Linked DNA regions of Homo sapiens: region 1 is linked to region 2. A link is a contact called in ENCODE Hi-C data. All regions are on one chromosome and are shown on one strand. Each heading gives the region's core, a stretch centred on a gene start or an enhancer-like site at or near the end of the contact. The rest is flanking DNA. Distances are from core to core; before and after follow the strand shown. Region 1 has its middle 99 kb from the start of LINC02458. Region 2 holds the start of LINC02458 (long intergenic non-protein coding RNA 2458).

Region 1 (5,020 bases), core at 2,214-4,713, 98 kb before region 2:
AATTTATCAGGACTTTACCTAATGATTTTAGTGGGCTTTACTTTAAATGGAAAGTGGTGGTACACTGGTTTTGCTTATCCCGAAGAATTCCCTGTAAATGCCAAAGAGATACTAATATTATCCAGCATTTATAAAATACAAAGCATCTGGAGAAATTTTTTTCATAGGCAATAACTTATTCTTTAAAAAGTGAAGTGATCACAATTATCCCTGTTCCTGGAAGAATAAATTTTACAATAACTTGGGAAGTAACTCATTGCTCAGTGGAACTGAGCTATTGAACACACAGATTTGGATTGTATACCAGCCGTGTCTCATGCAATCTGGGCAACTAACCCCATTTCTATGAACACTGGCTTCCTCACCTGTCAAAGGGTGATAATACCATCTCACAAAGTTGTTATGAGGATAAAATAAAAAAGTGTACCTTGAATGTCTATTGTTATTATTTCACTCCAAACTACCAGGATAGCATTGGTTCATTCATTCATTAATTTAAGGATGTGTGCTAGGCACTGTAAACAGAACAGTGAACAAGACTGGTCTTTGACTTCATGGAACTTATAGTTTATCAGAAAAGATAGACTAAAATAAATGATCATACATATAATAAACTTTGATGAGGCCATCAAAGGGAAATACATCGTGCAACAAAGTGTAGTGAAGGAAAATTTCATTATGCCATGAAAATGTATAATGTGGGAACCTAATGTAGTCTGCATGTGTGGGTGAACATGTGTAACTTCTTCATTGGAGTGACATTTAGCTGAGGCTTAAAAGATAAATGTGGGATTGACTAAATAGTAAATAAGGAAGAGAGAGTTCCAAACAGAAGGAACAGCATGTGCAAAAGCCTAGAAGAAACAGGAAAGAACTTGGCAGATTCAAGGAATTCATGAAAGATCCCTAAGTTCTGAAGGTTAGTAAGCCAGGGAATGAAAGACATGAGTTAAAGTTGCAGAAGTTGGTGGGAGCAGAACCACCCAGTGTCTTGCAAGCCACAGTAAAGATTTTATTTTTCTCCACAAAGCATCTGGAAGGTTTTGAATGGACTTAAGCTGGGGGATGATTTTCTTTTTGAGTCTGCTGTGTTAGAGTAGATTAGAGAAAAGCAAGAATGAAAATGGGATTTTTGTTAGGAAGCTCTTAGAATTGTCCAGAGGAGAGATTTGGTGCCTTAGATTACAATGCTGAGAGGGAATGGGAGTGGAGTTAAGATACTGTTAAGAGAATTGTTGGGTTTCATGAATTACTGAGTAGGTATAAGATGCAAAGATGGGATGATCAACTTGATTTCCAGGTTTTTATTTAGAGTACCTAGTAATGGTGCTTGCTGCTATTTACCCTTAGAAAAAACACACTTGAAGGGGAAGCTCATTTGTCCTGACTTGGATATGTTGAATTGAATATCCATTGAATATGAGGCCTGTCCTGTAAAATATCCAAGTAAAAATGTCTAGTGTGCAGTTCAATATAGAGATTTAAATTGGACAAAAGTATGAAAGATAATGTTTTTTGGAGGACATTTGAAATCATAGGATGGAGTGAGATACGTACGGGAGAAGTACATAGCAAAATTAATTGACCAGACTGACAGTGTATCCAGTGCATAGTCAATGTGTTTGTTGGGGGACGGGGGAAGGAGGGAGAGGGAGGAGAGTGGAAATTGTGTAAGTGGGCAGGCTGGAGAAGTGAATGTGTCTTTGTTGATAGGAGTCATTTTGGCTTAAAAGCTGTAATTTCCAAGCTCACCAGAATCCTTTGGGTAGCTTATTTATGGTGGGGTATAAAACCTCAGCTTTGCTTTTTCACATTATTGTCTTGTCTGGAAGTAGAGATAACAAAGGACAAATGGTACATGGAATATCTTCCCCACCCACCTACCCAACCAACCAAGGCACTCTAATATGGTAGTTAACAGCATGGACCCTGGAATTAGTCTATCTGGGTCCAAATCCCAGCTCTGTCACTCACTGGCTATGTGTGCTTCAGAAGGTCACTTAACTTCTCCATGCCTCCGTTTCCACATTTATAAAATGGGTGTAAGAGTAATTTCCATGTTATAGAATTTTGTGAGGATTACATGAGTTAATATTTATAGGTAAAGCACTTAAGATGAAGACTGGCATGTACTAATTGCTATATATAGTATTAATATGTACAATGACCCAGACATAGGCCATATGGCTCTGTTCTCAAGGATTTTACAATCTAGTGGGGAGCTCAGACAAAAAGATACAAGAAGCGGGACCGGACAAGCCTGATGAAGGCACGCAGGAGGGGAAACAAATGTTTCAGGTAACATCTAATTTGTGATCTGAAGGATAGGGAATTGCACCATGGGTTTTTGGGGAAATATGTTCTGAATTCTATAAAATGTTTTGGCACACAATGCATTCATAATAATAAAAATATTTATATGGTGCTTTATAATTTTCAAAGTGATTATGCATACTTCAGCTTATTTGATTCTTTTATCAGTCTGATGAAATCAATAATTTGGAGCATTTTCTCTAGGCCACATTTTGGGGAAGAGTCTCATAAAAATAAGACACATCCCATAATCTCAAAAAACTATAGTTTAGTGGTGTTTTTGGACCCAATATTATATATGTGAAAAATTGAGGTTTGGAAGAATTAGAGGACTTGCCCAAAGTCACACAGCCAGTAGTATAAAAATGATATGAATGCAAATCTCTGGATTACAAGTGGTTTGTTGTCCTTTCATCTTATATATAGAGGTCCTATAACTAGATGAAAAGATCTACTAATGGACACAGATTATCTGAGTTATTTTCTTCAAAATAATATTTGAAAACTGCATGCTTTGGTTTTAGAAACTCCAATACAGCAAGATTACCCCTGTGAAGAATAAACAGGACCCTCTGAATGTGTTTTCTCTGGCTTTGCAATGCCGTATCATATCGTTCACATCCTGGTAGTGTAAAAAAATTCTTTCTGACCCTTTTTATTTAGTGAGATTCCTTCAACTAGGATGCCAGGGCATTTCACAGGGACATAAAGGGAAAAGGTTGGGATATGTCAGCCCTGGGGGTACAGGTGAATGACGTCACTACTTTGGGCTTGTAGCCAAGGAAAACTGCAAAGCCAAAAGCAAGCTAAGGTAGCAGGCAGTTGGGGCAGGCTGGGGTTAGTCACAAAGCTGGCTGAGCCCTGGAAGACAAGAAATCTACTGCCATTAGAGAAAGTTGGTTCAAGGACACCCAAAGTCAATGAGTTAGAGTGAAGATAAGGCCACAAGGAGTGGGAGAATAAAAGGTCGATGAGGGATCAGGCAGGCAGTACAGAGGACAGATCTATATCAAGGAAACTTGATCCCTGAATAGGCTTCCTGTTCCTGTTTCTGAGGTTTTCTTCAGCAAAAGTTTGGCAGGAGTCCACTACAGCAGGGCAGCAGGGCAGCAGGGCTGGTCTAGACTGCACAGGTGAGAACCAGGAATGTTTTTATTTGGCTGAAGTGAGGGAGGCTAGGACAGGTTAGCCCAGCTCCCAGTGAGTCAATTGTAGAGAAACTTAAGATGTGGGAGCAAAGCTCGTTTAGCCACAGGAGGCCAGCTTCAGAAACATGGATATACTGATGAAGATTTGTACTTGGTCAAAACACCATGGTCTGCTTCGAAGGAAAAGCCTTTAAGAAGTATTTATTTTCCTAAAAGATTCATAGTAGACCTTGAGTAGTGAGTGGCTTTTAGCAGGAGGAGAGAGAAATTAAGCCAAACAAATACTCTTTTCAGTGGATCAGAAACATATATCCCACTGTCTTTGAAAAGCGAGTAGGTCTGAAAATAAAACTTCTAAAAGTTTTTGAAGACCCCCCAAAATTGGATCTCCAAACCACTCCCCAAACTGGAATCCAGTTTGAGATGTTGGAATAAAAGTAGATTTGAACTTTGTCACCCGGAATGATGAAGGATCTAAGGACGGTGAGAATTCTCATATGGCACTTGAAATGGCCAGCTGCTGTTCTGATCACTATATAGGTACTATTTAATAGTTTCAGAAACATACTAGGTAAGTGCCATTATTACCACTGTTTAACCACTGAGGCAGCGGAGATATACGGAGAGAAATGAAGTGACATGCTCAAGATCACACAGCCTGAAGTTCATAGAATCCCACAAAATGTGGCTGAGGTAAAATATCATAGTCCCATCTATGCTTTTCTTTCTCTGCATTTATGTGGCCAAGAGCATTTTGGGAACCAGTAGTATTTTGGCACAACTCCAGATATGTGCTCCCGTGTCACTAAGAGACGATATTTTCTGTCCTGCAGTGGGTTCAAAATATGGGTGTACTTCATGGCTAAAACAGTGATTACTGTGTTGAGCAGTGAAATGTGTAAAATCTTTTAGGTTTTAATGTCATAAACACAAATATATAAGTGTCAGATAAAAGAGTGTTTATTTTGCTCCATATTTTCTTCCCACAACATTATCGAGTTAGAGAAGAGTTGAGGAACAGGGGCTGGTTCAGATGTGGCTAACTTAGCCAAACTTACTGGCTATGCAACATGGAAAGTTATTTTTCTTCTGTGGACTTCTGTATCCTTTCTACCCAGTGAAGATAATAATACTCTCTACTTTACAAGGTTGTTGGGGTTCTTAAATATGATAAATACAAAGTACCTCACACAGAGCCTGACACTTAGTAAGTGCTCAATAAATACTAGTTTTTGTTTTGTTTTATTTTGTTTTGAGCAGGAGTCTCACTCTGTCACAGGGGCTGGAGTGCAGTAGTGCAATCTTGGCTCACTGCAACCTCTGCCTCCTGGGTTCAAGCGATTCTCCTGCCTCAGCCTCCCGAGTAGCTGGGATTACAGGTGCCCGCCACTATGTCCAGCTAATTTTCTGTATTTTTAGTAGAGACAGGGTTTCACCATGTTGTCCAGGCTGGTCTCGAAGTCCTGACCTCGTGATTCGCCCGCCTCGGCCTCTCAAAGTGCTGGGATTTCAGGTGTGAGCCACTGCACCTGGCCTAATAAATACTAGTTTTTATGGTT
Region 2 (5,340 bases), core at 570-3,069:
TACATGTTTTATTCATTTCTCTTGGTATACATGCCCAACAATTCTTCTAGTTTCTAGGGTACCTAAGAGTGGAATTGCTTGGTCTTTGCATGTAAACTATTTAACTTGATATGAAGGTGTCAAACTGTTTTCCAAAGCGATTAATTTGATGTGTGTTCCCATCAGAAGTGTATTAATATCCATTCATTCAAATCTTTACCAATGTCTGGCAATGTCAGACTTCTGTATTTTTGTGCATTTAGTTTTTCACAGGTGTACTCTCTTCCTGATGTCTATTCTGTTCTGGTCAATAAATTTGACTCTGTGTCTATACCACACAGTATTAATTATTCTACTTTTGCCTTTTTTTCTCTTTTTGACAGAGTCTTGATCTGTGGCCCAGGATAGAGTGCAGTGGTGTGATCTCGGCTCACTGCAACCTCCGTCTCCCGGGTTCAAGTGATTCTCATGCCTCAGCCTCCCAAGTAACTGGGACTGCAGGCCCGCACCACCATGCCAGGCTAATTTTTTAGCATTTTAGTAGAGATAGGGTTACACCATGTTGTCTATGCTGGTCTTGAGCTCCTGAGCTCAGGCAATCCACCCATTCAGCCTCCCAAAGTGCTAAGATTACAGGCATTAGCCACCGTGCCGGGCCGGCTTTTTATGCAACTTGTCTTGACAACAAATTATCAATGTTCTCAAAATACACTTTGGGATTTTGCTTTTCAAAAGAGGCCAATGCCACCTCAATCACAGCTTTCAAACCTCCTAGCTCAAGGTTCAATGTCCTTTTCCTAGAGTCAGACAGTTGGCCCTGCCAGATTGCTGTGCACTGTCTCAGAGTATGATAGGACAATATTGGAGGTCCCAGATGTCTGCTCCTTCTGTCTCCAAGAGCCATCCTGGTCAACACCGTGTTGGCAGGTCAAAATATGTGCTGCTTGGCCATTTGCCCTTTTATGCATGATCCTGTAAATATCTGTAAGCCACCACTTACTTATCTACTCTCCCAATTATGAGCACCCAGGTTACCTCCAGTTGCTGGACACTACAAACCACACTGTCATCTTTGTGCATATATGCTTGCAAGCCTGTGTGAGGATTTATTTGAGATATATGCCCAGGAATGAAATGGCTGGATCATAGGTTATGTAGATACTTTATCTGCTTAAATAAGAACAGCAGCACCAATGTACACTTTCACATTACTCAACATCTTTACCTATGTGTCTCTGCATGCACAGGTATAAAGTCTGGAAAATTACAGTTTTGGCCTTACTCACACAACTTCCTGAAAATAATTTCTCAACCCTAGTCCCCATACATCATGAAAAGAGCCTTTCCTTATGACAATGTGGACTTGTGCTTCTTTGTCCCACCAGGTCCCTATCTATCTTTCTGCCTCCTCCCTATGCATGAAGCACCTCATCCTCAAATTTGGGGAGATCCTGTCCAATTTAAAAATTCTGCTACTCAATCATACTAAAATAGAAAGCTATGATTGATTTTGATGAGTATGACTATCTATTTGGGGTGGGAAGAAGAGATGAACATGGTTTGTTTTTTAGATGGTAAAAACAACTAAATAGAACACTAAGAGATGTGAGCAAGCACTAGAGTGGTGCCAAAATTGTTCTTCGCTCTGATCCCTCCGTTCAACAGATCTATAAAGCCCTTCCCAGTCTCTCTTCAGATGCCAGGGCTACGGGATTCCACTGGCTGTAGCACCTCATCGCCTGCTGTAGGCTCCATGACTCGTTTCCAGTCTGCCATCTTGTGGTCCTTCCTGTTGCTGCATTCATACTGGTTTACCGAGAGGGCAACAGTGGATTTAGTAGACTTCACGTAGCTTGCGTCGCTGCTCCTGTCTCCGTGTAACTCACAATAAAGAGATTTTGGCATCAACCGTGAGCTTAGGGGTAGAAGGGTATATGTTAGGAGGTGGGAGCAGAATCAATTCTTCAAATCTTAATGATGTAAGTCATAAAGATGTTTCCTCGAGCCACTGTTGATTCATTGTTAATGATTCATTGTTAATGATTCATTACTGCGTTTTCTGCAACACTAAGAAACCGTTGTTTCTACTAACTTTATAAAAAACATATAAGATAAAGAACAAGTGAAAATCCAGATTTTTTTAATGAGGTATGTATACCTTCGTGGAAAATTTGAAGACAGAGACAATGTTTTACTATTTTCATTTTTGCACCTACAGTTTCTAGCATAGGCTTGGCATCTTGTAAATATTCAATAAATGTTTGTTGAATGAGTGCGTTAATTGATTCTCCTACCAGTCTGAGCTATCAGTTATGTCTCTGTGGCTAGATGGACACCATGTCTTCCATCCCTGCCAAGAGTTCAACTGAATTCAAGTTTATAAATGGAAATGTGTGTGTATGAAGGAATTAAAACAATTCAGAAAATATAAAGTTTTAAAAACGACCTTTCCTAGACATAGTCATTGTTAATAACTGGGTATGTATCTTTCTAGACCTTTTCAATATTTCTATGTATTTACATATATAAATATACAAATCTATACACACATATAGATTTATTAAAACATAAAAGGGGTTTCTTTGGGAAATAGTTCTTGAATTTGCTTATTTTTCTTACAGTTAATACGTGTAGGAGATCATTCCATGTCCATATGTAGAAGTCTATAGCATTCTGTTTGGCAGATGGATAGCATTACATAGTATAAATGTCTCATAATGTTAAAATCATTTCCCCTTTAGTGGAAATCTTTGTTCTTACAATGTTTTCCTGTACAATTCTTGGCCATGAAACTTGGTACACAAATGTGTCTTTCTGTAGGTCAGTGTCCATGAAGTGGGGTTGCTGGTCAAAGTATATATTGTATTTAAAATTTTTCACGAATACTCCTAAATTTATTATGAATTGATACAAAGGCCTTGTCTCACGAATTAAGATTAATAAGAAATACGGAAATCATTATTACTTTTTAATTTTTAGGGATGTATTTGACATGATCCTAAATAATGTGGCTGGCTGAACTTCCTGTTTCCTAATCATTTGTATATCTTCTAGATACTTCTATATATGCTGGCTTGAAAAACTGGCACAGAGAAGCATAACTGGGCTTGGTTTTTCTTTTTCTCGTTTCTCCTATGGAGAATTCTAAGCAGCAGGTAGCACCCTGGAGCACTGTGTTTGAGCTCTGAGAGCGGTCCTTCTATGGATTCAACTGGTTCACAAAAGAAAACTTTTGCAGTATCAATATTTGATATATGTTTGACTTCATATTATTACATGACATTTCTTTTTGTCATGAAAAATGAATACTTATTTATTATAGAAAATATTAAAAATGCAGAAAAGTGTTAAAAATATAGAAATAAACTATAGTCTCATAAACCAGTGATAACTAACCTTAACATTTTGGTTTATATCTTACTAGATGTATACTGTTTTTAAACAAAATTGGGATGACACTATATTACCATTTTATAATCTGTTTTTTTCTCTCTACCTAAAAATATATTACAAACTTTCTGCCATATTAATATGGCATCACTTCAATGATTGGTTTAGAGAAAGCATAACCGTATAACACTTTCAGCTTACTCAGAATTTACAACTAGATCTCTGATGCTTCAAACTCATTTAAACACATATGATCTAAGGCAGAGAAATCCTACCTGTATGTTTGTATGTTCTCTGTCACTAATTAGAATAGCTATATCTTTCTGAGTAGTTACTACATACTAAATGTTTTGCAAAGCATGTGACATTATTTCTAATTGTCAAAACTACCTTCAGAAGTAGGTATTATTGTCAAAATTTTGCAGAAGAGGAAACTGAGATTCAAAGAGTTTCAGCAAATTGCTCAAGGACGCACAGTGAGAAAATGGTAGGGTTTAAATTAGAATCCAGGTCTATCTGCTTGTAAAACTCTTGCTTTTTAAAACTCTATCTGCTGTTTTGATATGCATAATATTTTCAAGTATGACTTCTGTTCTAAAAGTCGCTGTCTAATATTAACTTCATAATTGAGTTGAAAGTAATCTCTGAAAGGAATTAAGACGCTTTATTTATTTTCTTTAGCTACGTAAAAAAGTTAAAGCACAGTGTTTATTCTCTTTTCACTGATGAAAACAACGCTTTGCTTGCGGATGGGCAGAGAACTTCTGTAACAATTGGAACTAGAGCGCCATCTGTTGACTGTAGAGTTCTAGGCATTTAATACAGGAAAATTACAAATCTGATCATCACTATTACTTTCCTCAACAAAGAAAATGCCCTCAGCTGCTGGGCGCGGTGGTTCACTCCTGTAATCTCAGCACTTTGGGAGGCTGAGCGGATGGATCACCTGTGGTCAGGAGTTCAATACCAGGCTGGCCAACGTGGCGAAATTCTATCTCTACTAAAAATACAAAAATTAGCCGGGCACTGTGCCGCACACCTGGAATCCCAGCTGCTAGGGAGCCTGAGGCAGGAGAATCGCCTGAATCCCGGAGGCGGAGGTTGCAGTGAGCCGAGATCGCTCCTGCACTCCAGCGTGGGCGGCAGAGTAAGACTCCATCTAGAAAAGAAAAAACAGAAGAGCCCTCAGCAGCAATCTTGGATGAAAGGTCATTAGTTCTGACTTTAAAAGATCAATTTATAATTGATTTAAATTTCACTGAGATGAAATTTATAAAACATAAAATCAATCATTTTAAGGTCGACAACTCAGTGTAACCATCACCTACTTCTATCTAGTTCCAAAACATTTCCATCACCCCAAAGTAAAGTCCATTACCCATCAAGCGTTTTTTCTTGTTACCCCTTCCTCCACAGCCCTGACCACTGTCAATCTGCATTCTGTTTCTATAGATTTATCAATTCTGGATACAGTATTTCACATACATGGAATCATACAATACGTGATGTTTTGTGTTTCGCTTCTTTCATTCAACATGTTTTGTAGATATAGCCATATCGTAGCATGTTATCAGTACTTCATTTCTTTTTATGGCTGAATATTATTCTATTTTGTAGATATATACACAACAGAATATATATATGTCCCACAGTCGGTTTATCTATTCATCTGTTGATGAACATTAAGGCTGTTTCTACCTTTTGGCAATCGTGAATTGTGCTGCTGTGAGCATGAGTTACATTTACTTATTTGAGTATCTGTTTTCAATTCTTTAAGAAAATATCTAGGAATGGAATTGCATTAGCCCCGATTTTAAAATAAAAATGTGGATGAGAAATACCTGACAATAGACTCAAAGATGTTCGATGCAAAGTAAAATAATTATTTCAACGGCAGGAAAAAAAATCAGTAATGAATCTAAGGATGAATATTTTCTTATGCTTATTCACCACAGTGAGTAAGAAAAGTCA

What was found. Hi-C counts contacts between places; a loop is a spot of excess contacts on that map.
Region 1: a map with no recorded cell type shows a loop between it and region 2 (2.3-fold over the local background). The contact joins the enhancer-like site here to the promoter of LINC02458 in region 2. A Hi-C loop is called at or near these places in 2 of 37 single-sample maps with no recorded cell type.

Annotation. Positions count from the first base shown.
Region 1 is chr12:89,115,979-89,120,998 of GRCh38, reverse strand. No RefSeq gene overlaps it. Among named protein-coding and RNA genes, the nearest start is that of LINC02458, 99 kb to the right of the region's middle. Within about 2 kb of position 3,463, at least 7 of the 41 ENCODE cell types and tissues checked have a DNase peak (open chromatin) inside an H3K27ac peak, as active enhancers do.
Region 2 is chr12:89,016,171-89,021,510 of GRCh38, reverse strand. LINC02458 (long intergenic non-protein coding RNA 2458) reads left to right here and starts at 1,819. Exons shown (of 3, transcript NR_038385.1): 1 at 1,819-1,958.